Linked DNA regions of Homo sapiens: regions 1 and 3 are each linked to region 2. Evidence: chromatin loops called from intact Hi-C (ENCODE). Cell type or tissue: Caco-2. All regions are shown on one strand. Region 1 has its middle 85 kb from the start of ZNF217. Region 2 has its middle 130 kb from the start of BCAS1-AS1. Region 3 holds the start of LOC124904934 (a long non-coding RNA gene).

Evidence for each region. Hi-C counts contacts between places; a loop is a spot of excess contacts. Peaks named below come from ENCODE experiments on the same cell type or tissue, not always from the same donor. Only the 100,000 strongest peaks of a DNase experiment are listed, where the experiment ranks them.
Region 1: a loop joins it to region 2, with 5 times the contacts of the local background. A loop is called at or near these places in 3 of 110 quality-filtered maps.
Region 3: it touches region 2 in a loop (3-fold over the local background); 3 of 110 quality-filtered maps call a loop at or near these places.

The regions. Positions count from the first base shown.
Region 1 is chr20:53,674,523-53,682,522 of GRCh38, reverse strand. No RefSeq gene overlaps it. Among named protein-coding and RNA genes, the nearest start is that of ZNF217, 85 kb to the right of the region's middle. In Caco-2, a CTCF peak has its summit at 4,645 (motif pointing right); DNase peaks (open chromatin) are centred at 662, 2,512, 4,322, 4,692 and 2 weaker places; H3K4me3 peaks cover 1,321 bases.
Region 2 is chr20:53,781,306-53,789,305 of GRCh38, reverse strand. No RefSeq gene overlaps it. Among named protein-coding and RNA genes, the nearest start is that of BCAS1-AS1, 130 kb to the left of the region's middle. In Caco-2, no CTCF peak of the experiment used is centred here; DNase peaks (open chromatin) are centred at 1,635, 2,245, 2,975 and 3,765.
Region 3 is chr20:53,841,986-53,849,985 of GRCh38, reverse strand. It overlaps LOC124904934 (a long non-coding RNA gene), which reads right to left and starts at 4,503. Exons shown (of 4, transcript XR_007067664.1): 1 at 4,430-4,503; 2 at 1,778-1,963; 3 at 78-255. RefSeq lists a silencer at 2,613-2,672. In Caco-2, no CTCF peak of the experiment used is centred here; no DNase peak of the experiment used is centred here.

The DNA of each region.
Region 1 (8,000 bases), 110 kb after region 2:
TACTAAAAATACAAAAATTAGCCAGGCGTGGTGGTGTGCACCGGTGATCCCAGCTATTCAGGAGGCTGAAGCAAGAGAATCACTTGAACCTGGGAAGCAGAGGCTGCAGTGAGCCAAGATTGCATCACTGCACTCCAGACTGGGCAATAGAGCGAGACTCTGTCTCAGAAAAAAAAAAAAAAATTAGCCAGGCATGTCACGCACCTGTGGTCCCACCTACTTGTGAGGCTGAGCCCAGGAGGTCGCAGCTGCAGTTAAGCAATGATTGTGCCACTGCACACAAAACAAAACAAAAAGAAGCCAAAAAGGAATAACTAAAATAAGATTTTCTGGTATTTCTACAAATTTGGTGTGTTTTCATTATCTTTTTTTTATTTTTATTTTTTTGTAGAGACAGGGTCTCACTATGTTGCCCAGGCTGGCCTTGAACTCCTGGTCTCTAACAATCTTCCTGCCTTGGCCTCCCAAAGCACTGGGATTATAGGCATGAGATACTATGCCCAGTCTCATTCTTGTTATCTAAGACCTAGCTTTAGCCAGGTGTAGCTAAACGTTCTATGTACATTATCGCCTGTTATCTTTGCAACAACCAAATGGAATGAATTCTTTTTTTTTGTTGTTTTTGAGACGGAGTTTCGCTCTTGTTGCCCGGGCTGCAGTGCAATGGCGCAATATCCACTCACCGCAACCTCCGCATCCCAGGTTCAAACGATTCTCCTGCCTCAGCCTTCAGAGTAGCTAAGATTACAGGCATGTGCCACCACGCCCGGCTAATTTTGTATTTTTAGTAGAGACGGGGTTTTTCCATGTTGGTTAGGCTGGTCTCAAACTCCCGACCTCAGTTGATCCACCCGCCTCGGCCTCCCAAAATGCTGGGATAACAGCTGTGAGCCATCACACCCGGCCGGAATGAATTCTTATTAAACCCATTTTATAGCTGAGGGAACAGGGGTGCAAAGCAAAAGCTTGATGAATTTGTCCAGGGTCTTAAAGAGTGAGCAGATCAGCCCAACAACTGTAGTTGGGCTACTCAAAGCAGTAACTTTGAGTCATGCACAATTCCTGGAAATGGGGGCAAAGCAAAAGTCCACTCCCAATTATTTATTTTTTTCCCAATTATTATTATTATTTTTTGAGACAGAATCTGGCTCTGTCACCCAGGCTGGAGTGCAGTGGCACGATCTCGGCTCACTGCAACCTCCCCCTCACGGGCTCAAACGATTCTCTTGTCTCACCCTCCTGAGTAGCTGGGATTACAGGGGCCTGCCACCAAGCCCGGCTAATTTTTGTATTTGTAGTAGAGATGGGGTTTCACCATGTTGGTCAGGCTGGTCTCCAACTCCTGACCTCAGGTGATCTGCCCACCTTGGCCTCCCAAAGTGCTGGGATTACAGGCGTGAGCCACCACACCGGCTCCCGATTCTTTTTTTCTGCAAAATCTATTGTCCGTATTACTGTTTTCGACACAACACCAACCTTGGCATTGGCGTTGTGATTCTCATCTAGTCTCTTCTCTTTCCTTCCTCAAGAGGTGATATATTTGTGTCCCCACCTCCTATAGTCATCTAGCCCCTGAGCAATGGGTGATTTATGGAGAGAAATTCCACACTCATTCCCTAAACAATCCACGCCTCACATTCAGTATTCCATCGCTTTCAAGCCAGGACGGCACTATTTCTTTCTTTTTTATCATCCGTAATCTGTTTTTCAGTGTCTGTATTATCATCTGCTAAATATAGTCTAATGTGCTATTTGTTTCAGTTCTCGGTGCCAAGACCTAGACGTGTCCCTTTGCCCCCACCTCAGGAATTTCCCAAATAAATCATAAATCATAAAATAGAGAACAATTGAAGTTAAGAGCCAGGCCAGTGCCTCACTCCTGTAATCCTAGCACTTCGGGAGGTCAAAGTGAGCGGATCACTTGAGGTCATGTGTTCGAGACCAGCCTGGCCAAGATGGTGAAACCCTGTCTCTACTAAAAATACAAAAATTAGCCAGGCGTGGTGGCGGGCGCCTATAATCCCAGCTACTTGGGAGGCTGAGGCAGGAGAATCCCTTTAACCTGGGAGGCGGAGGTTGCAGTGAGCTGAGATCATGTCTCTGCACTCCAGCCTGGGTGACAGAGCAAGACTGTCTCAAGAAAAAACAAGTTAAGAACCAATCCCAAGGATCCAGAAAGAAGTAGCCTAGGTAAACATTTGCTTATATGTCCCGTGTATTCTCTTCCCACCCTAATCCCATCATTTCTTCTGACAGGAAACATGCAGTGATTAATAAAAGCGCCTCCTTGAGCACTGATTTATTTTTGTCTCTGAAGGAATTAGAGGTCAGATAGTCTCTTGATTATCTCGCCCTGGCCTGAGGCTGCTCATTCATTCAGTCCTTCCCTCAAAGGATCTCTCTTTCACCTCTTCAAAAGCCAACCCCTTCCTTTCATTTTGGAAGCCTTCAGTCAAAAAGGGCTACAAGTCTGTGGCCGGGGAGGACTCCCTGCTCCTTCTGAGGGGCATGGAAGCAGCCAGCAGCCTGTTCTGAAATCAGAACTCTATCTACATGAGACTCCAAGTCAGCTTAGAGACCACTAACATTCCCGTACCTAGGTCGTGAGGATAGAAGCATGCCTGGTGTGTAAGAATTTCAAGGTAAACAAGTCTTTGAAAACCAGTCTTAAAATGGCCCTCAGGGAGCGGTTAGAGTGACTGTACATTTTTGAGCTCAGCATCAGATTTTTTTCTTCTTCAAATGAACATTTAAATTGCCCCCTCTGCCATTGTATTGTAAGCACTATAATTAGCATGATTTAAACAATGCAGCCACAACGAAACCAGATTATTTATCTGGACTTAATCTAGAAAGAACAAAGAAACCCATTGAATTTGCCCTGAAATCCAATTTGATACATAAACATGAATAGGGAAAAGTCAACATTCTGGGTAACTTTAACACAATTATATGATTTTTAAAGTACAGTACTCTAGAAAAAGACAAATGTCTTTTTAAAAAAATGACATACATAAACTCACACTTGCCACTATTCTCACTTAGGGGCCTTTCTCATTCAGGAGAAAGCCATTCCAGCTGCTACATGAAAGATACTTACTGAAAACTGCTTTGTGTATCACAGCTGTTTGTGTATTACGACACCCTCCCAGATGCAGTGACCTCTAAACTGGCTTATTTAATCAAGATATAAATAAAAATAAAAAAAATATAGCCCAGAATTCAAAATGCCAAACTTCCAAGAGCCGATCATGTTAGAAGCAAAATCAGTAATGCTTCTACCTCTTCAGGCTATTTGCAACAAGACCCCAAAAAAGCTAGTCTGTTGAAAACACGGACTTCTCCTCCCACCCCTTTGTCATTTTGTTTTGGTAGGGCCAACTGTGTATCTCTTTTTCTTAATGTTACAATTGTTAAAATAAAAATTCATTTGACACAATCCAATTTTAGGTTTGTTTATTATTATTTTTAAAATATCCAATATGTTCAAGCTTTCTCTGCAACCTTTGCTTTCTGTTTAATGCTATTAATTATATTCTTGTTCTTGCTGCTATAAGCTGCCCCTATCGGCAGAGATTCAAGAGAGACTTGAAAGAGTGAGCATATTTATCAAAAGAGAAAAAAAATAAAGAAAATAAAGACAGCACGAGAGCATATTGGATACATAAACTGTTCTTCCTGAAAAGATAAATGATTTGGTAATGAATAGATCCTTTAGGCCATAAAAAATCCATTTATTTTCTTTTGAATTTGAATAGAAGAGATTTGCATTTTTTTCCTGCGCAGTTACACTTAAATTAAAATGCAGAGCATGAGGCTAGCATACAATCAAACTAAATAATAACTGGGGCATACTGTATTATTCATAAAAACAAAATTAATAGTTTAGGGAAGGAAATCATTGTGGTAAGAAAATGTACATTGACACCAAACACCTACTGTCAGAAGGAAAAATAAAGCGATGCAGACTACTTACGAACTGGTAATTGAAGTTTGGCATTTTATTTGGGGATGGGGAGCAAGGGTCAAGGCGTTTATCTTGTATGGAATCTACAAAGTCGAAAATGTCTGCTTTTCTGATAGCAAAGTGCTAAGAACATTTCTCTGTATTTTGATGTCTAATTATACAGAGAAAGAGAGTTAACAGTATTTTTTTTTTCTCAAAGCAGAGTAGAATCAAGATACTTTTTCCCCCAAAAAAACATACTACAAGTGCATGTCTTTCTGTAGCTGGTCTGACAGGCACGATTGGCCCAGAACAGGAAGGTTGAGCAACAGCCCTCCTAATCTTTATGCTTCTTCCTTTCTCTCAACCTTCCCTTCCCCCACCCCGCACACACAGGAGAAAGTATTCCGATGTCTTTGATTGCCACCAACCTACAGTGGAGTCGGCTGAGAGATGGGTCTCTCTAGAGAGTTGTTCCTGCTACTCTCTCTGGTGACGACAAAGAACAAAGCCCAGGCCATCACAGAAGGTTCAGGAGCAGTGAGGTCTTGAAAATTTGGGAGAGAGAGAGCAAGAACATTTTTTTGAATTGAGGCAATAATATAAGATCTTCAATGTACACACACCAAACTTAAAAAGAGAAACAGGCTGTGGCAAAGTCAAAATGCCTTCCCGGGGCCAGGCAGGTGGCAAAAGAGAGGCCGGCCACCAGGCGGGGGCCGCGGCAATCAAAGGGGGAGGGGGCAGGTGTCCCTTGCCCACAGCCCTTCTATGGCCTTGCGGCTTGGAGTTTGGACCTGGTGTGGCCAGAGCTCACATTTTGTTAAGGAAAGCCAGAAATCCCAATTTTTATGTAGAAGCTTTAGAAATGTTGGTGACTATTTCAAAATGTTTGAATACCATCTGAGCCAAAGAAAACATGACTGTAGCAAACCCAACACTTGTCCACCAGTTTCCTATCTCTCCTTAGGAAGAACATAAAAGTCCAGAAAAGGATTATTTAAAACACACTGGACTTACACCATCAGTTACCTATTAATAGCTTCTGAACAACTGGCTGATTAGATAAACTGACTGATAAGACAGACGCTTTACTTTTTAACTTTGTAATATGCCATTTATTCATTCAACTTTTTTTTTTTTTTTTTTTTTTGAAACAGAGTCTCCCTCTGTCTCCCAGGCTGGAGTGCAGTGGAGTTCAGTGCCAGGATCTTAATTCACTGTAACCTCTGCCTCCTAGATTCAAGCAATTATCGTGCTTAAGCCTCCTGAGGTAGCTGGGATTACAGGCGTGCGCCACTGCACCCGGCTACTTTTTGTAATTTTAGTAGAGACGGGTTTTCGCCATGTTGGACAGGCCAGTCTTGAACTCCTGGTCTCATGTGATCCATCCACCTCAGCCTCCCAAAGCGGCAGGATTACAGGTGTGAACCACCACACCCGGCCTCAACTTTTTTTTTTTTAATTGAATGTCTACTATGTACTGGGAACTGGGCATTGCATAGAATGCTCTTTTCCAGGGGGAAATACACCATCAGAAACCCATTATTTGGGGCATACATAGTTAATAATTCCAAGAATTTGAAAGGGAAAAATTTGAAAGGCAGTATTACCTCTTATATTATTAATAGTGGGTTGCTTATTATATACTAAGTAATTAAATCTTTGATTTAATAGATTTACATCTATTTAAAGGTACTCATAAGAATTTCCCAAGAGCTATTTGTATTACAATGTTCAACTCAAATTTTGCCTTCATGCTGCTTGAAACATTGGCTAATTCCCTGAAAGGGATATTCACGTTTATCTTTTGGCATTGGAAAATTGACCAGCTCACTGTATTGTAGGCATTTTTCTTTTCTCTAAAGTGATCCATTTCACAATACAACTAAGCATTTTTCCTTGAATACATTAAAGTGGAGATCTCAAGATAGTGAAGTGATCTCATAAATGGTTAAAAATTGCAGATATGGACCGGGCACTGTGGCTTATGCCTGTAATCCCAGCACTTTGGGAGGCCAAGATGTGCAGATCACCTGAGGTCAGGAGTTCAAGGCCAGCCTGGCCAACATGGCGAAACCCCCGTCTCCACTAAAAATACAAAAATTAGCCAGGTGTGGTGGCGTGTGACTGTAATCTCAGGTACTCTGGAGGCTGAGGCAAGAGAATGGCATGAACCCGGGAGGCGGAGGTTGCAGTGAGCCAAGATTGCGCCACTGCACTCCAACGTGGGCTACAGAGCGAGACTCCATCTCAAAAAAAAAAAAAAGAAAGAAAGTAAAAGTACAGGTATCAGGCTGGGCACAGTGGCTCACACCTATAATCCCAGCACTTTGGGAGGCTGAAGAGAGCAGATCACTCAAGCCCAGGAGTTCTAGACAAGACTGGGTAAAATGAGGAAACGCATCTCTACAAAAAATACAAAAATTAACTGGGCGTGGTGGTGTGCACCTGTAGTCCCAGCTACTTGGGAGGCTGAAGTGGGAGGAATGCTTGAGCCTGGGAGGCAGAGGTTGCAGTGAGCCATGATGGTATCACTGCACTCTAGCCTGAGTGACAGAGTAAGATCCTGTCTCAAAAAAAATAAAAGTTAACACCAGGCGCGGTGGCTCATGCCTGTAATCTCAGCACTTTGGGAGGCAGAGGCGGGTGGATGACAAGGTCAGGAGCTCGAGACCAGCCTGGCCAATATGGTGGAACCCTGTCTCTATTAAAAATACAAAAAAATTAGCCGGGCGTGGTGGCGGGCACCTGTAATCACAGCTACTCAGGAGGCTGAGGCAGGAGAATCACTTGAACCTGGGAGGCAGAGGTTGCAGTGAGCCGAGATTGCGCCACTGCACTCCAGCCTGGGTGACAAAGCGAGACTCTATCTCAAAATAAATAAATAAATAAAATTTTAAAATAAAAATAAAAGTTTCTTGCACATTCAGAATAAGGGTAATTTGGTATAACCTTTCCAAAAGGCAGTTAGGCAATATAAAACAAAAAATAACAGAGGTTCGCTTTGATGCAGATATATATTACCTTTAGGGATTTACCTTAAGGAGAGGCCGAGTGCAATGACTCACGCCTGTAATCCCAGCATTTTAGGAAGCTGAAGCAGGCTGGTCAACCTGAGGTCAGGAGTTCAAGACCAGCCTGGCCAACCGGGTGAAACCCCGTCTTTACTAAAAATACAAAAATTAGCCAGGCATGGTGACACACGCCTGTAATCCCAGCTACCTGGGAGGCTGAGGCACAAGAATCACTTGAGCCTGAGAGGCGGAGGTTACATCAAGCAGAAATCAAGCAGAGATGGCGCCACTGCACCCCCGCCTGGACCACAAAGTGAGAAAAGGCATTAAAAAAAAAAAAAAGGAGAGCATCTCTCAAAAGGTTTTCTTGTTTTGTTTTGTTTTGTTTTTGAGACGGAGTCTCGCTCTGTTGCCCAGGCTGGAGTGCAGTGACGCTATCGCGGCTGACTGCAAGCTCCGCCTCCCGGGTTCACGCCATTCTCCTGCCTCAGCCTCCTGAGTAGCTGGGACTACAGGCGCCCGCCACCATGCCTGGCTAATTTTTTGTATTTTTAGTAAAGACGGGGTTTCACCGTGTTAGCCAGGACAGTCTTGATCTCCTGACCTCGTGATCCGCTGGCCTCGGCCTCCCAAAGTGCTGGGATTACAGGCGTGAGCCACTGCGCCCGGCCACATCTCTCAAATGTTAAAGTCTGGACACACTAGGGTGTTTGCACAAGGCTCAATTAAGAATAATTATAAATTGCAAAGAAACTAAATGTCCCTCAAAAGCTGTCAAAGGGGGCTGGGCGCGGTGGTTCACACCTGTAATCCCAACATTTTGGTAGGCCTAGGTGGGTGGATCACCTGAGGTCAGGAGTTCAAGACCAGCCTGACCAACATGGAGAAACCCCGCATCTACCAAGAATACAAAAATTGGCTGGGGGGGTGGTGCATGCCTGTATTCCCAGCTGCTCAGGAGGCTGAGGCAGGAGAACCTCTCGAATCCGGGAGGCGGAGGTTGCAGTGAGCTGAAATCACGCCACTGCACTCCAGCC
Region 2 (8,000 bases):
TGTGTGTGTGTGTGTGTGTGTGTGTGTGTGTGTGTGAATATGCATATGTGTGTGTATTTTTTTGTCTGTTTTTGAGATGGAGTCTCGCTCTGTCGCCCAGGCTGAAGTGCAGTGGTGTGATCTTGGCTCACTGCAACCTCTGCCCCCCGGGTTCAACCGATTCTCCTGCCTCAGCCTCCCAAGTAGCTGAGACTACAGGCATGTGCCACCACACCCGGCTAATTTTTGTATTTTTAGTAGAGACAGGGTTTTGCAGTGTTGACCAGGCTGGTCTCGAACTCCCGACCTCAGGTAATCCGCCCACCTCAGCCTCCCAAAGTGCTGGGATTGCAGGCGTGAGCCACCATGCCTGGCCATGTTTTTTTGTTTTTAATTAGTTAGAAGCCCTTTGTTTTTTGGAGGAAAAAAGTATATCCATCCATCCAATGCAGGTAAAATGTAAATCAGTACAACCTTTGGGGGGGTGCATTTGACAGCATGCATCATGAGCCTTAAAAATATATCACTTTTTGATGACATCGGCACTCTTCAAAATACATAGGATTACTTTTACTCCAGTATTTCACTGCTAGGAATTTATCTTGTGTAAATAACATGAAAAAGAAAGAAAGAGAGAGGGTGGGAGAAGGAGAGAGGGAGAGAGGAAAAAAATACAACCAGAATGTCTGGCAATGGGAGACTGTTTAAATGTTCCCTGGTAGAATATGAAATAGCTCTTTCATTTATTCATTCATTCATTCATTCATTTTGCGACAGGGTCTCATTATGTCACCCATGCTGGAGTGCAGTGGCACGATCATAGCTTACTACAGCCTCAAACTCTTGGGCTCAAGCAACCCTCCTGCCTCAGCCTCCCAAGTAGTTGGGACAACAGGCACACGCCACTACCCCTGGCTAAATATTTTTATTTTTTTAGAGGTGGGGGTCTCACTATGTTGTCCAGGCTGGTCTCTAACTCCTTGGCTCAAAGAAACCTCCCACTTCATCCTCCCAAGTAGCTGGGACTACAGGTACATGCCACCATGTCTGGTTAATTTTTTTAATTTTTATATAGCCCTTTTAAATGGTACTTAGTAAAGAATGTTTAACATCATGATGGAAAAGTAGTCCCAAATATAAAGAAAAAACATAGGATATTAAACATGTTTCGTTTTTTCTAAAGCATATATGTTTTTAAATGCAGAGAATGAAGACTGAATGAATTCATAGCAAAATGTCAATACAGATTATTGCTGAGTGGTAAGATAGCACTGATTTTATAGTCTTCATTTTGTTTTTAATGATTGTGTTTAATTGTCCTACTGTGGATGAATATTAATTTTGGAAGTCAGTAGTGTAAATAAACCCCAGTGTAAAACAAACTTGGGTTAAGTTTTCAGCTGCATTAATCTTTCCAGTGATCTTAAAAGAAGTTATTTAATGTTTGTAAATCTCAATTTCCTCATCAGTAAAATGGGCATAACATTCATGTCTATTTTTAAAACCTGTGAGTCATAAATGAGATAAATGACATAGTAAGGGATTTAGCATTGGGACTGGCAAACAGTATGAGTTCAATAAAAGTTATCTGTAATGGTCGGGCACAGTGGCTCACACCTATAATCCCAGCACTTTGGGAGGCCAAGGCTGGCGGATCACCAGAGGTCAGGAGTTCGAGACCAGTCTGATCAACATGAAGAAACCCCGCCTCTACTAAAAATACAAAATTAACCGGGTGTGGTGGCACATGCCTGTAATCCCAGCTACTCGAGAGGCTGAGGCAGGAGAATCACTTGAACCCGGGAGGCGGAGGTTGTGGTGAGCTGAGATCATGCCATTGCACTCCTGCCTGGGCAACAAGAGCGAAACTCCACCTCAAAAAAAAAAATTATCTGTAATGAGAAAATAATGATAAAAATGTTTTCTTTGTGTTAGCCATATATTTAAATAAACATTTCTACGGTTTCTAAGTGTGCTAATCAAACATTCAGCTTCCACTAGGAAATTCTGCTAGCGGGAAAAAAAAAAGAGAGAGAGAGAGAAGGAGAGAAATACATGACCCAGTGTATCTTTATTAGCCTTGTAATCTATGGATATTTCTTTGGAGCTGTGAAAGGCATTGTTAAGCCTTTATTAATCATAGGCCATTGAGTGTTTACCAGGGGCGATTCTTCCTCCCAGAGGACGTTTGGCAATGTCTGGAAACATTTTCCATTGTCACAGCAGGGGTGGAGGTGCTACTGGCATCTAGTGGGTAGAGGCCAGGGATACTGCTAAATATCCAAGGCACACGACAGCAACACAAAACAAAGAATTATCCACCCAAAATGTCAACAGTGCTGAGGTTGAGAAGCTGCTCGTAGCGGCATTATGTACAACCTGACTGCGGAGGAGTGTGTAACAAAGTGAGCTTATTGCCTTCCTGCTTTTTCATCCATTGTATGTTTGTGTATGAAACTGAAGTGGAAACATTTTGGAAACACCTCCTCAGCCCACCCCACATAGAATATTCTTTCTCTTTCTCAACCCAATAGATCTCAGGTCCTATTGTGCACCAAATCTCTTTATCAGGGTTAAAAGACGAAGAAACACACAAGCAACTCATTGAAAGCCAGGGTAAGTTAGAGGTAGTAGGGTGAAGGTTAAGAGCTTGACTTTTGGAGTCTGACCAATGTAAGTTCAAAAGTCACTTTCCTCACCTGCTACCCATGTGATTCTGGGTAGAATTTTTTTTTTTTTACTTCTCCACAAGTTAGTTTCCTTAAATAAAAAACGGAACTAACCACACCTAGGATCACAAGGTTATGAGAATTAGATGTGAAAAGATAACGTAAAGCCTTTAACCCAGAGGCAGATTATGGGAGGAATTCAACAAACTGAAATAAAAGTAGGAGAAGGAAAAGAGAAAAGAAGGACTCTTAACAGTTCCTTTACTACAGAGCTGGGTTTGGTAAGCACTTCAGAATGCCTATTAAAGCCTAATGCGTTTGACCTGAAAGCCAGCAGCAACTCAACTTAACAGACAATGTACTTGATCAAACAAATCACAAGGAAGATGACAAATACAAGTTGCTGGACAAACCTGTTTTCTAAAAGAACAGATGCTGAAGCAATGATCCTAGGTGCCAAGAAAGGAATTCACAGGACCATGCTTTGCCAACAAATAAGTTATCGGATCAGAAGTAATTGTCACTGGTTCATCGGTGTCAAAAGTCAACTCCAAATTGCAAAGCTGGAAAACATCTTTGCAACATGTATGACAGACGCCTAATAGCCTATATAAAGAGAACTTACAGATGGAAAATCCTCAAAATAAAGGCAATACCCGTAAAAAGAAATATAAAAGGCTGATCAATAGATGCCATGATGTTCAGCTTATTGGCGAAGCTGCCCCATTTCACAGCTTCGGGGGGGGTGTCTATTTGGAAACAGACACTCCAAATAGAGAACTGTGAAACTGGCAGCCTGCCTGACCATATTCAGTGCCCCTGCTTAGTAAACAACAACAATAAGTAAAACAATGAGAATATTGTAATACAGTTGTCCCTCCATATCCCTGGGGGATTGGTTCCAGGACCTCCCACGGATACCAAAATCCACAGATGCTCAAGTTCCTGACAGAAAAAGGTGTATTTGGCAGGCCAAGGTAGGCGGATCACTTCAGCTCAGGAGTTCCAGCATAGTCTAGACAACATGGCGAAACCTCATCTCTACAAAAAGTACAAATATTAGCTCAGCATGATGGCGTCCCCCTGTAGTCCCTGCTACTTGGGAGGCTGAGGTGGGAAGATGGCTTAAGCCCAGTAGGTGGAGATTGCAGTGAGTCAAGATCTTGCCACTGCACTCCAGCCTGGGCAACAGAAACACACCCTGTCTCAAAAAACAAAAGAAAAAGGTATATTTGCATACAGCTTATGTACATCCTCCTGTACACATTAAGTTACCTGTAGATTACTTATAACACCTAAGCCTATATAAATAGTTGTTGTACAGTATTATTCAGGAAACGACAAGAAAGAAAGTCAGTACATGTTCACTGCAGATGCATTTTTTTTTTTTTTAAACAGAGTTTCACGCTTGTTGCCCAGGCTGGAATGCAATAGCGCAATCTCTGCTCAACACAACCTTCGCCTCCCGGGTTCAAGTGATTCTCCTGCCTCAGCCTCCTGAGTAGCTGGGATTACAGGCATGTGCCACCAAGCCCGGCTAATTTTTTTGTATTTTTAGTAGAGGCGGGGTTTCTCCATGTTGGTCAGGCTGGTCTCGAACTCCTGACCTCAGGTGATCCGCCCACCTCAGCCTCCCAAAGTGCTGGGATTAAAGGCGTGAGCCACTGCGCCCGGCAATCATCTTTTTTTTTTTTTTTTCAAATATTTTCAGTTGAGTTGAGTTAATCCATGGATACAGAATCCGCACGTACGTAGGGCCAACCGTCCTGAGAGGAATTTTTTTTTTTTTTTTTTTTTTGAGACAGGGTCTCATTCTCTCACCCAAGCTACAGTGCAGTAGCATCATCATGGCGCACTGCAGCCTCAACTTCCCAGTCTCCCGCAATCCTCCCATCTCAGTCTCCCAAGTAGCTGGGACCACAGGCATGCACCACCATGCCAAGCTAATTTTTGTATTTTGGGTAGAGACAGAGTTTTGCCATGTTGCCCAAGCTGGTCTCAAACTCCTGAGCTCAAGCAATCCTCCCACCTTGTCCTCCCAAAGTGCTGGACTTATAGGCATGAGCCACTGCACCTGGCCTACCTGGGGGGATTTTTAAAAGCATCTTTATTGACATGTAATTAACATACAATAACTACACATATTGAAAAGGTACAATTTGTTTTGTTCTGTTCTATGTATATGACCATGAAATCATCACCACAAATCAATATAGTAACCATATCCATTAGTCCAAAAGATTTCTTTGTAATTACTTTATTTTGTTCCTCCCGCCGATTACCAGGCAACCACTGGTCTGCTTTACTATAGATTAGTGTCATTATAGGTTAGTGTCACTAAATGGAGATTAGTGTATACTTCTTAGTGTTTATACAAATGGAATCAAATGGCATGTACTCTTTGTTGTCTGGCATCTTTCACTCAGCATAATAATTTTGAGAATCACTAATGTCATTGCATGTATCAATAGTTCATTTACTTTTATTGCTGAGTGCTATTCCATTGTATGGATGTACCACAATTTGTTTATCTATTAAGTTGTTGACGGACATATGGTTTATTTTCAGTTTGAAGTTATTACAATTAAAACCACTATAAACATTTGTGTACAACTCTTTGTATGGACATCTATTTCCTTTTCTCTTGGATAAATACCAAGGCATGAAATGGCTAGATCATAGGGTAGATGGACATTGAACTTTTAAAGAAACTGTCAAACTATTTTCCAGAATGGTTGCAACATCTTTCTTTCCTACCAGTGGTATATGAGAGTTCCAGTCCCTCCACATTCTTTTTCTTTCTTTCTTTTCTTTTCTGAGATGAAGTTTCATTCTTGTTGCCCAGGCTGGAGTGCAACGGCACCATCTCAGCTCACCACAACCTACGCCTCCCAGGTTCAAGTGATTCTCCTGCCTCAGCCTCCTGAGTAGCTGGGATTACAGGCATGCGCCACCATGCCCAGCTAATTTTGTATTTTTAGTAGAGACAGGGTTTCTCCATGTTGGTCAGGTTGGTCTCAAACTCCCGACCCCAGGTGATCCACCCACCTCGGCCTCCCAAAGTGCTGGGATTACAGGCATGAGCCCCCATGGCAGCTTTTTTTTTTGAGATAGAGTCTCAGTCTGTCACCCAGGCTAGAGTACAGTGGTGCAATCACGGCTCACTGCAACCTCCTCCACCTCCCAGTTTCAAGCGATTCTCCAGCCTCAGCCTCTCGAGTAGCTGGGATTACAGGAGCACACAACCATGCCAAGCTAATTTTTAAATTTTTAGTAGAGATGGGGTTTCACCATGTCAGCCAGGCTGGTCTTGAACTCCCAACAAATGATCCACCCACCTTGGCCTCCCAAAGTGCTAGTATTACAGGTGTGATCCATTGTGCCTGGCCAAGTCCCTCTACATTCTTGCCTACTCTTGGTATGGTTAGCATTTTAATTTTACCAGAAAATATCATGAATAATAAGGTAATATATAATATTTTGAACTATAAGATTTGCAAAAGAATTTCCATTGTTAATAACCAGTGTTGGTAACATATAGAAGAAAGCACTCTTATATACTGATGTTAGAAATGTAAATTAGCACAATTTTCTGAGAGCCAGCTTGGCAGTGTATATCAAATGGCTTGAAGTCTTTTTTGTTTTATTGGGCAATTCCACTTCTGGGAATTTATCCTAAAAAAAATAAGAATGCGTGCAAATATATATAGACAATGCTATTCACCTCATTGATGTAATAGTATAAACATGAAATCATGGAGACATAATCAATAGAGATGTATGGGATTGATACACCCATCCCTGGAATAGTGTGCAGTGGTTAAAAAATTATCTTGCAGAAAAGTATTTGTCGGAAATTTTTCATCACAACAAAAGTTGAGATAAATTTCGCAAACACTGTGTGTGATGTGACATCTGTGAGGCTGCTGTGCCTACAGGTAAACATGGGCACTGGGATGGCCTGGGTTCAAATCCCAGCTCTGACACATGATGTAGAAGCCCTACGACACAACCTTTCCCACTGTAAAGTGGTCATAATAGCATTCCTTTCTTTCAGAAGCCAAGATAAATGAGAAAAAGCACAGTGGGCTTGGCACAACCTCAGAGAGATCTTGGCTTTGTTTGTTTTTTTTGTTTTGTTTTGGGGTTTTTTTTCGGGGCGGGGGTTGTTTGTTTTTTGTTTTGAGACAGGGTCTCACTCTGTCTCCCACACTAGAGTGCAATGGCATGATCTCAGCTTGCTACAACCTCTGCCTCCCAGCCTCAAGCAATTCTTCTGCCTCAGCCTCCCAAATAGCTGGGACTACAGGTGCGCACCACCGTGCCTGGCTAATTTTTGTATTTTTGGTAGTGACAGGGTTTTACCATGTTGGCCAGGCTGGTCTTGAACTCCTGGCCTCAAGCGATTCTCCCACCTCGGCCTCCCAAAGTGCTGGGATTACAGGCGTGAGCCACCGTGCCTGGCCTAGTTTGTTTGTTTGTTTGTTTGTTTGTTTGAGACGGAGTTTCGCTCTTGTTGACCAGGCTGGAGTGCAATGGCACGATCTCGGCTCCCTGCAACCTGCACTTCCCAGGTTCAAGCAATTCTCCTTCCTCAGCCTCCTGAGTAGGTGGGATTACAAGCACCTGCCACCACCATGCCTCGCTAATTTTTTTTGTATTTTTAGTAGAGTCGGGGTTTCACCATGTTGGCCAGGCTGGTCTTGAACTCCTGACTTCAGGTGATCTGCCCGCCTCGGTCTCCCAAAGTGCTGGGATTACAGGTGTGAGCCACCGTACCCAGCCTTGTTTGTTTTTAAATAATGATTTTACATATACTGTTCTAAATGCTGGCCTTATTTTCACTATTAATCTTGATCTATATTTGTATTCTCTGAAAATAAAGATCACTATTAACAGTGGTTGTTTTGCAGATACAGGGTTTTTGGTAATTTTTTTTCTTTTCATTTATCAGTGTTTGCTAAACATTCTCTCTAAACTCACACTAGTTTTGTTATTAATAACTGTATATCAACCAGAGGTAGAATTTATTTGCATATTTTTCCTCTGGGATATTTTTCCTTTCTTATGTTTTTCCATTAAATACAGATTAAAATGTTTAAAGTTAAAAAATCTTAAAGGTAAATACAGAATTAGAACATAATTCAGCAATCCCACTCCTAGATATATATATCTAAAAGAATTGAAAACTGGGACTCAGATATTTGTACATCAGTATTTATATCCACATCATTCCCAATAGTCAAAAGGTAGAAACAACCCAAATATCCATCATTAGATTAATGAATTAACAAAAACGCAGTACATATATATAATGAAACATTATTCAACATTAAAATGCTACAACATGAC
Region 3 (8,000 bases), 61 kb before region 2:
GCATGAGCCACCGCACCAGGCATTTTCAGAAATTTCAAAAGAAATTTGAAGAGTCATGAACGTGACTGCACATTTACCAAACATCTCCTGTTTTTAAAGTACTTCACAGAGATTCTCCTGTTGCTTATCCTCAGTTTGTAGATCCTGAGTTCAGAGAAGTCAGTAGCTTGCCGAAGGCCACACAGCAAATGTACAGCACAGCCAGAATTCCCAAGATGTTTATTCTCTTCTTGCCACGTGGCACAGCCTTCCAAACTGAGAGGAGGAAGAAGCAAGAGGGTTGCGTTGCTACCTCAAGGGGAATCTCCCACTTGCCAAACTCACAAAATCCCTATTCCCAAGGCCCACCGCCACCTCCCTGTCCTCCCAAGTTCCTTTCTTCCTTGAGGTCCTGTATCGGGCCCCTGCCCTTCTGCCATGTTCCGTCTGCCCCGTTCTAGTGGTGTGAGTTAGTGCTTCTCAGAGCTGTTTTCACCTGTAATCCTCCGGAGAGCCTTTTAGACTTTTTTTTTCAATTGTCCCCCATGATACTTCAATACCACATGTATACTGTTATCTGTTTTTGTATGGTACATATATTGTGTATTACGTATATTATTTTTTTTTTTTTGAGACGGAGTTTTGCTCTTGTCACCCAGACTCAAGTGCAATGGTGCGATCTCGGCTCACTGCAACCTCCGCCTCCTGGGTTCAAGCAATTCTCCTGCCTCAGCCTCCCGAGTAGCTGGGATTACAGGTGCCCACCACCACGCCTGGCTAATTTTTTTGTATTTTTAGTAGAGTCGGGGTTTCACCATGTTGGCCAGGCTGGTCTTGAACTGCTGACCTCAGGTGATCCACCTGCCTCGGCCTCCCAAAGTGCTGGGATTACAGGCGTGAGCCACTGTACCTGGCAGATAGATAGATAGATAGATAGATAGATAGATAGATAGATAGATAGATTTTTTTTTTTTTTTTTGAGATGGAGTCTTGTCACCCAGGCTGGAGTGCAGTGGCGTGATCTCAGCTCACTGCAACTTTCGCTTCCTGGGTTCAAGTGATTCTCCTGCCTCAGCCTCCCGAGTAGCTGGGATTATAGGCATGCACCACCATACCCGGCTAATTTTTTATACATGTATTTTTGGTAGAGATGGGGTTTCACCATGTTGGCCAGGCTGGTCTAGAACTCCTGACCTCAAGTGATCTGCCCGCCTCGGCCTCCCAAAGTGCTGGGATTACAGGCATGAGCCACCGTGCCCGGCCTATATTAATATTTTCTAAAGTGAGATTTTCTCATGTCTTCCCAAGAACCAGTTTTACCCCTTCAAGAGCAGTAGCATTTCTATAGAGAACATGCAGTGTCAAGGCTGGTAGCAGGTGCAGCCACAGCAGCACAGCATTGTCCAGGGCTTCATGTGAGCCTGAACAACTGCAAGAGCTGCTTGTGCATTCACCTGTCAGTCTTCTCCATATGTGTTCATGACCAGGTTCCATCCAGAACTGATAAGCTGTCCCCCTCCATTGACCTCTTCTTGAAACTCTTCTCCAATTCTATTTTGATCCTTGCCAATCTTTTCCCATCTTTGTTCACTTACGGGCTAGATGTCGAAGTGATTACAGCAAAGCAAAAAACATAGCAGGATGTTTGTTTTCTCTTGCAGGTGGCGAGATTACCCCTGATCATCGCAAAATCCATACTTTCTCAGCTTTTTAAACTTCTTCTAAACTGCCACTTTAATTTCAATACAGTGTTTCTCAGTTGCTGTTTCAAAAGAACATTTAGATTTTGAATACATACCAAACCAGCCCTTTTCTAGACTTCAGGAGAGGCAATCTTCACCAAACACTGAGCTAAATTCTTTTCAGAGATTATTGATATTTCATTTTTGCTGCAGCTGCTATTTTACACAGGAGAAAATGGAGGTTCAGAGATGTCCATTAATTCACCCAAGGTCACATGAGGATAAGCGCTGGTCAGCTCAGGCTGCAAATTCAAGACAGACTGGTTAACCATGATAATAAGCCATCACTTAATTTTAGTGTATCACTTCCCTCAAAGTGGGGAGGAGCACAGAAAGTAGAGATTTTAAAAGAGGAAGGAGGAATCTTTGTGCTTGAAATAAGTTTATTCTCCCAAACACAATAGCGTGATCCTGTTGCTGAGTATTACATAGGCCTTTTTAAGAGATGCACCTGATAACTGATGAAGATTTGCTACTCGGCCACTTACTTTACTGCTCTTAGCAAGACAATTCTCTCTTACTACCCAATTACTATGTTACAGAATGATTCCCTCAAAGGAGAATCTTCCCAATGACCACAAGGCTCCAAGGGGGAAAGCTTAACCTCTTAGCCTTTACCCAATGTGCCCAGAGACTTTCAACAGCTGTGAGAATGAGTTGTGTTTTCTCCGTTATTCAAATTTGCTTTCCACATAACGCTCTTCAGTTCAGTCTGCATTGTGTTAACCTTGAATAGTTTCTTTTATCCTTGTAGAATTAAGTAAACACTCCATCAGTTTCTTTCCATACTTAAGGAAAGAAAATATTTTACTTCTATAATGTTCTGTGATGTTTCTTTTTTATCATGTATGCACTAACGGGGAATATGCCTTCTGTAATGCTCTATATACAAATTTCCTCTAACCCTCACCACAACTTCCGGTTACTGGCTCAATACCTAGTTCCAAGATTAAAAAAAGGAAGCTCAGAGAAGTGAAGTGACTTGCCTGGGGGCACAAAGCTGGGTATTGACGGAAGAAGAATTCATGCCCACTTTCTGCTGGCACCAGGATTCATGTGCTTTTCACTAACACCATTTTCCCACGCGTGGCCAACAAACATATCAGTCAAAACTATCCTCTTTCAGGCATCTTTAGAACTTCTACCAGAAGCCTAAATTTTATATTTAGAATCCAACCAAATGACAAAAAAGAAAAGAAAAGAAAAGAAATCCCTTTACCTGACATTTTCAGTTCATCACTTTTTAGGTTCTTAAAACTGGCAGGCAGACTTCCAATTTCCAGTCCAGCAAGCACGAAGCTTGGGAGTCAGCACTTCATCCTAACAACAAGGAGAAGGCTAACCAAACTAAAAACCAAACAGTTCTTTTAGATTCTTATGGCAAGAGAGGTCATGGGGCAAACCATTACTCCCCAACCTGGAGAGACCAGCAGACGAATATCCGGAATCACAATTTACCAGGGCAGAAAGCTCCGTGGGAACCGGTGCCAGGGTAGGCACACCTGGGAGTTCGCCACCAGCCTGACCAACATGGAGAAATCCCGTCTCTACTAAAAATACAAAATTAGCCAGGCGTCGTGGCGCATGCCTGTAATCCCAGCTACTCAGGAGGCTGAGGCAGGAGAATCGCTTGAACCCGGGAGGCAGAGGTTGCAGGGAGCCAAGATCGCGCCATTGCACTCCAGCCTGGGCAATAAGAGCAAAACTCCATGTCAAAAAAAAAAAAAAAAGATTATTTTTTTACACCTGAAGTGTAATTGATTCATGACTGGAAGCTCATGTGTGGACAAGTCAGAAAGTTAAAAACTCCAGAGGCTGCATGAAAGACAACAAGAGAATGAGAAGATAAGCCACAGACTGAGAGAAAATATTTGCAAAAGACACAACTGATAAAGAACTATTATCTAAAATATACAAAGAACTCCTAAAACTCAATAAGAAGACAAACAATGAAATTTTAAAATGGGCCAAAGACCTTAACAGACATTTCACCAAAGAAGACACACAGATCATAGATAAACCATGAAAAGATGCTGCACATCTTATGTCATCTGGGCAATGCCAAGTATACACATGAAATACCATGAAATACCATGACAATGAAATACCATGACACACTTATTAGAACGGCCAAGACTCAGAACAACAACACTACCAAATGCCAGTGAGGATGTACAGCAATAAGAACTGTCATTCATTGTTGGTGGAAATGCAAAATGGTCCAGGCACTTTGGAAGACAGTTTGGCAGCTTCTTACAAAGCTAAACATAATCTTACCATATGATCCAGCAATTGTACTCCTTGGTATTTACCCAAAGAGTTGAAAATTTATGTCTATACAAAAATCTGCACATGAATGTTTATAGCAGCTTTATTTATAATTGCCAAAACATGGAAGCTACCAAGATGTCCTTTGGTAGATGAATGGATAAACAAATGTAATACATCCAGACAATAGAATATTATTCAGCACTTAAAAAAAAAATTGCTATCAAGCCATGAAACGACATGGAGGAAAGATAAGTGCACATCACTGAGTGAAAGTAGCCAATCTGAAAAGACTCCATACTGCCCGTATCCCCAGCACTTTGGGAGGCCGGAGGCGGGAAGATCACTTAAGGCCAGGAGTTTGAGACCAGCCTGGCCAACATGACAAAACCCCACCTCTACTAAAAATATAAAAATTAGCTGGGTGGGATGGCACTCACCTGTATTCCCAGTTACTCAGGAGGCTGAAGCGGAAGAATCACTTGAACCTGGGAGGCAGAAGTTGCAGTGAGCCAAGATCATGCCACTGCACTCCAGCCTCAGCAACAGAGCGAAACTCCTTCTCAAAAAAAAAAAAAAAAAAAACCACAGACATATCTCAGAGATATTGCAGATTCTGTTCCAGGCCCCCACAATAAAGCAAATATGACAATAAAGTGAGTCACACATTTTTTTCCCAGTGCATATAAAATTTATGTTTGCACTATTCTGTAGTCTATTGAATGTGCAATAGCATTATGTCTAAAAATATTTATAGACCTTAATGTAAAAATATTTTACTGGCAAAAAAGCTAATGATCATCTGAGACTTCAGACAGTTGTAATCTTCTTGCTGACAGAGGATCTTGCCTCAGTGGCTGCTGACTGATCAGGGTGGTGGTCGCTGAAGGTTGAGGTGGCTGTGCCAATTTCTTAAAATAAGGCTACGAAGTTTGCTGCTTCAACTGACTCCTCCTTTCACAAAAGATTTCTCTGTAGCATGAGATGCTGTTTGATAGCATTTTACCCACAGTTGAACTTTTTTAAAAATTAGAGTCAGTCCTCTCAAACCCTGCCACTGCTTTATCAACGAAGTTTATGTCATACTCTGAATCCTTTGTTGTCATTTCAACAATGTTCACATCTTCACCAGGAGTAGATTCCATCTCAATAAAATACTTTCTTTTTTTTTTTTTTTTTTTTGTGGCAGAGTCTTGCTCTGTCGCCCAGGCTGGAGTGCAATGGTGCCACCCCAGCTCACTGCTACCTCTGACCCTGGGTTCAAGCCACTCTCCTGCCTCAGCCTCCTGAGTAGCTGGGATTACAGTTGTGCACCACTATACCCGACAATTTTTGTATTTTTAGTAGAGATGGGGTTTCGCCATGTTGGCCAGGCTGGTCTCGAACTCCTGGCCTCCAGTGATCCAACCACCTCAGCGTCTCAAAGTGCTGGGATTACAGGTGTTAGCCACCACATCTGGCCTTAAGAAACCACTTTCTTTGCTCATCCATAAGGAACGAGTCCTTATGTGTTCAAGTTTTATCATGAGATTGCGAAAATTCAGTCAGATGTGCAGGCTCCACTTCCATTAATCATTACAGTTCTCTTGCCGTTTCCATCACGTCAGCAGTTACTTCCTTCACTGAAGTCTTTAAACCCCTCAAAGTCACCTATAAAGGCTGAAATCAACTTCTTCCAAACCCGTTAATGTTGATATTTTGACCTCCTCCCATGAAGCAAGAATGTTTGTAATGGCATCTAAAATCATGAATTCTTTCCAGAAGGTTTTCAATTTACTTTGCCCAGATCTATCAGAGGAATCACTATCTATAGCAGCTATAGACTTAGAAATGTATTTCTTAAATAATAACACTTGAAAGTCAAAATTCCTCCTTGATCCAAGAGCTGCAGAATGGACGTTGTGTCAACAGGCATGAAAGCAACATTCACCTCCTTGAACATCTCCATCAGAGCTCTGGAGTGACCAGGTACATTGTCAATGGGAAGTAATATTTTGAATTTTTTTCCCCTGAGGAGTAGGTTTCAACAGTGGGCTTAAAATTTTCAGTAAACCAAGCTGTAAACAGATGTGCTGTCAACCAGGCTTTGTCGTTCCACCTATAGAGCATGGGCAGAGTAGATTTAGCATCATCTTTTTAGGGGCCATAGGATTTTCAGAATGACAAATGAGCACTGGCTTCAACTTATAGTTACCAGCTACATTAGCCCCTAACAAAAGAATCAGTCTTTGAAGCTTTGAAGCCAGGCATTGACTTCTCTCTAGCTGTGAAAGTCCTAGATGCTATCCTCTTCCAATTGAAGTTTGTTTCGTCTACACTGAAAATCTATTGCTTAGTGTGGCCACCTCCATCAGTGATCTTAGCTAGAGCTTCTGGAGAACTTGCTGCAGATTCTTCATCAGCACCTGCTGCTTCACCTGCACTTTTATCTTTTTTTTTTTTTTTTTTGAGATGGAATCTAGCTCTGTTACCCAGGCTGGAGTGCAGTGGTGTGATTTTGGCTCATTGCAACCTTCGCCTCCCAGGTTCAAGTGATTCTCCTGCCCCAGCCTCCTGAGTAGCTGGGATTACAGGTGCTCGCCACCATGCCTAGCTAATTTTTGTATTTTTAGTAGAGACAGGGTTTCACTATTTTGGCAAGGCTGGTCTCGAACTCCTGACCTCGTGATCCACCTGCCTCAGCCTCCCAAAGTGCTGGGATTACAAGCATGAGCCACTGCGCCCAGCCTTGCACTTCTATCTTATGGAGATGGCTTCTTTCCTTAAACTTCATGAGCCAACCTCTGCTAGCTTCCAACGTTTCTTCTGCAACTTCTTCACCTCTCTACCTTCCACAGAATTGAAGAGAGTTAGAGCCTTGCTTTGGATTAGGTTTTAGCTTAAGGAAATATTATAGCTGATTTAATTTTCTATCCAGACCACTAAAATTTTCTCCATCTCAGCAATAAAGTTGTTTCACTTTCTTATCACTTATGTGTTCACAGGGGTGGTACTTTCAATTTCCTTCAAGAACTTTTCCTGTGCATGCACAGGCTGGTTAGTTGGCACAAGAGGCCTAGCTTTTGGCTTTTCTTGGCTTTTGACATGCCCTAATCATTTCTAACTTTTGATTTAGAGTGAGAGACATGCAACTCTTCCTTTCATTTCAACACTTAGAGGCCATCACAGGGTTAGTAACTGGCCTAATTTCAGTATTGTTGTGTCTTAGGGTCTAGGGAAGCCTAGAAAGAAAGTGAGAGATGAAGGAAAGAAAGAAAGAAAGAGAGAGAGAGAGAGATGAGCCAGTCAGTGGAGCAGTCAGAACACTCACAATATTTATCAATTAAGTTTGCCATCTTATATGGGTATGGTTCATGGTACCTCAAAATAAGTACAATAGTAACTGAAAGATCACTGATCAGAGATCACCATAGTAGATATAATAACAATGGCAAAGTGTGAGTATTGTGAGCATTACCAAAATGTGACACAGAGACACAAAGTGAGCACGTCATACTCACTTTGTGGTTGGGAAAATGGTGCTGATAGACTTGCTGGTCACAGGGTTGCCACAAACCTTCAATTTGTAACAAACATAGTACCTGAGAAGGGCAATATAGTGAAGCATAGTGAAAACAAGGGATGCCTGTACATAAAGCTTGAATTATAAGCTTTATGTGGCCAGATTAATGATATTTTAAACAGTTTCATTGGAATATATTCACATATTATGAAAGTCACCCTTTTAAAGTGCATAATTCAATTGTGTTTGGTGTATTCATAGATATGGGCAACCACGAACACAATCACTTTTAGAACATTGTTATCACCTCACAAAAAACCCTATAAACTTTACCTACTATCCCCTAATCCCCCGGTACCCACTCCTCCTGCCCTGCCAGCCCTAAGCAACCTACTTTCTGTTCTATAGATTGCCCAATTCTGGACTCGTTTTATTTTATTATTTTATTTATTTTTGAGATAGGGTCTCTCTCTGTCACCCAGCCTGGGGTGCAGTAGCATGATCATAAC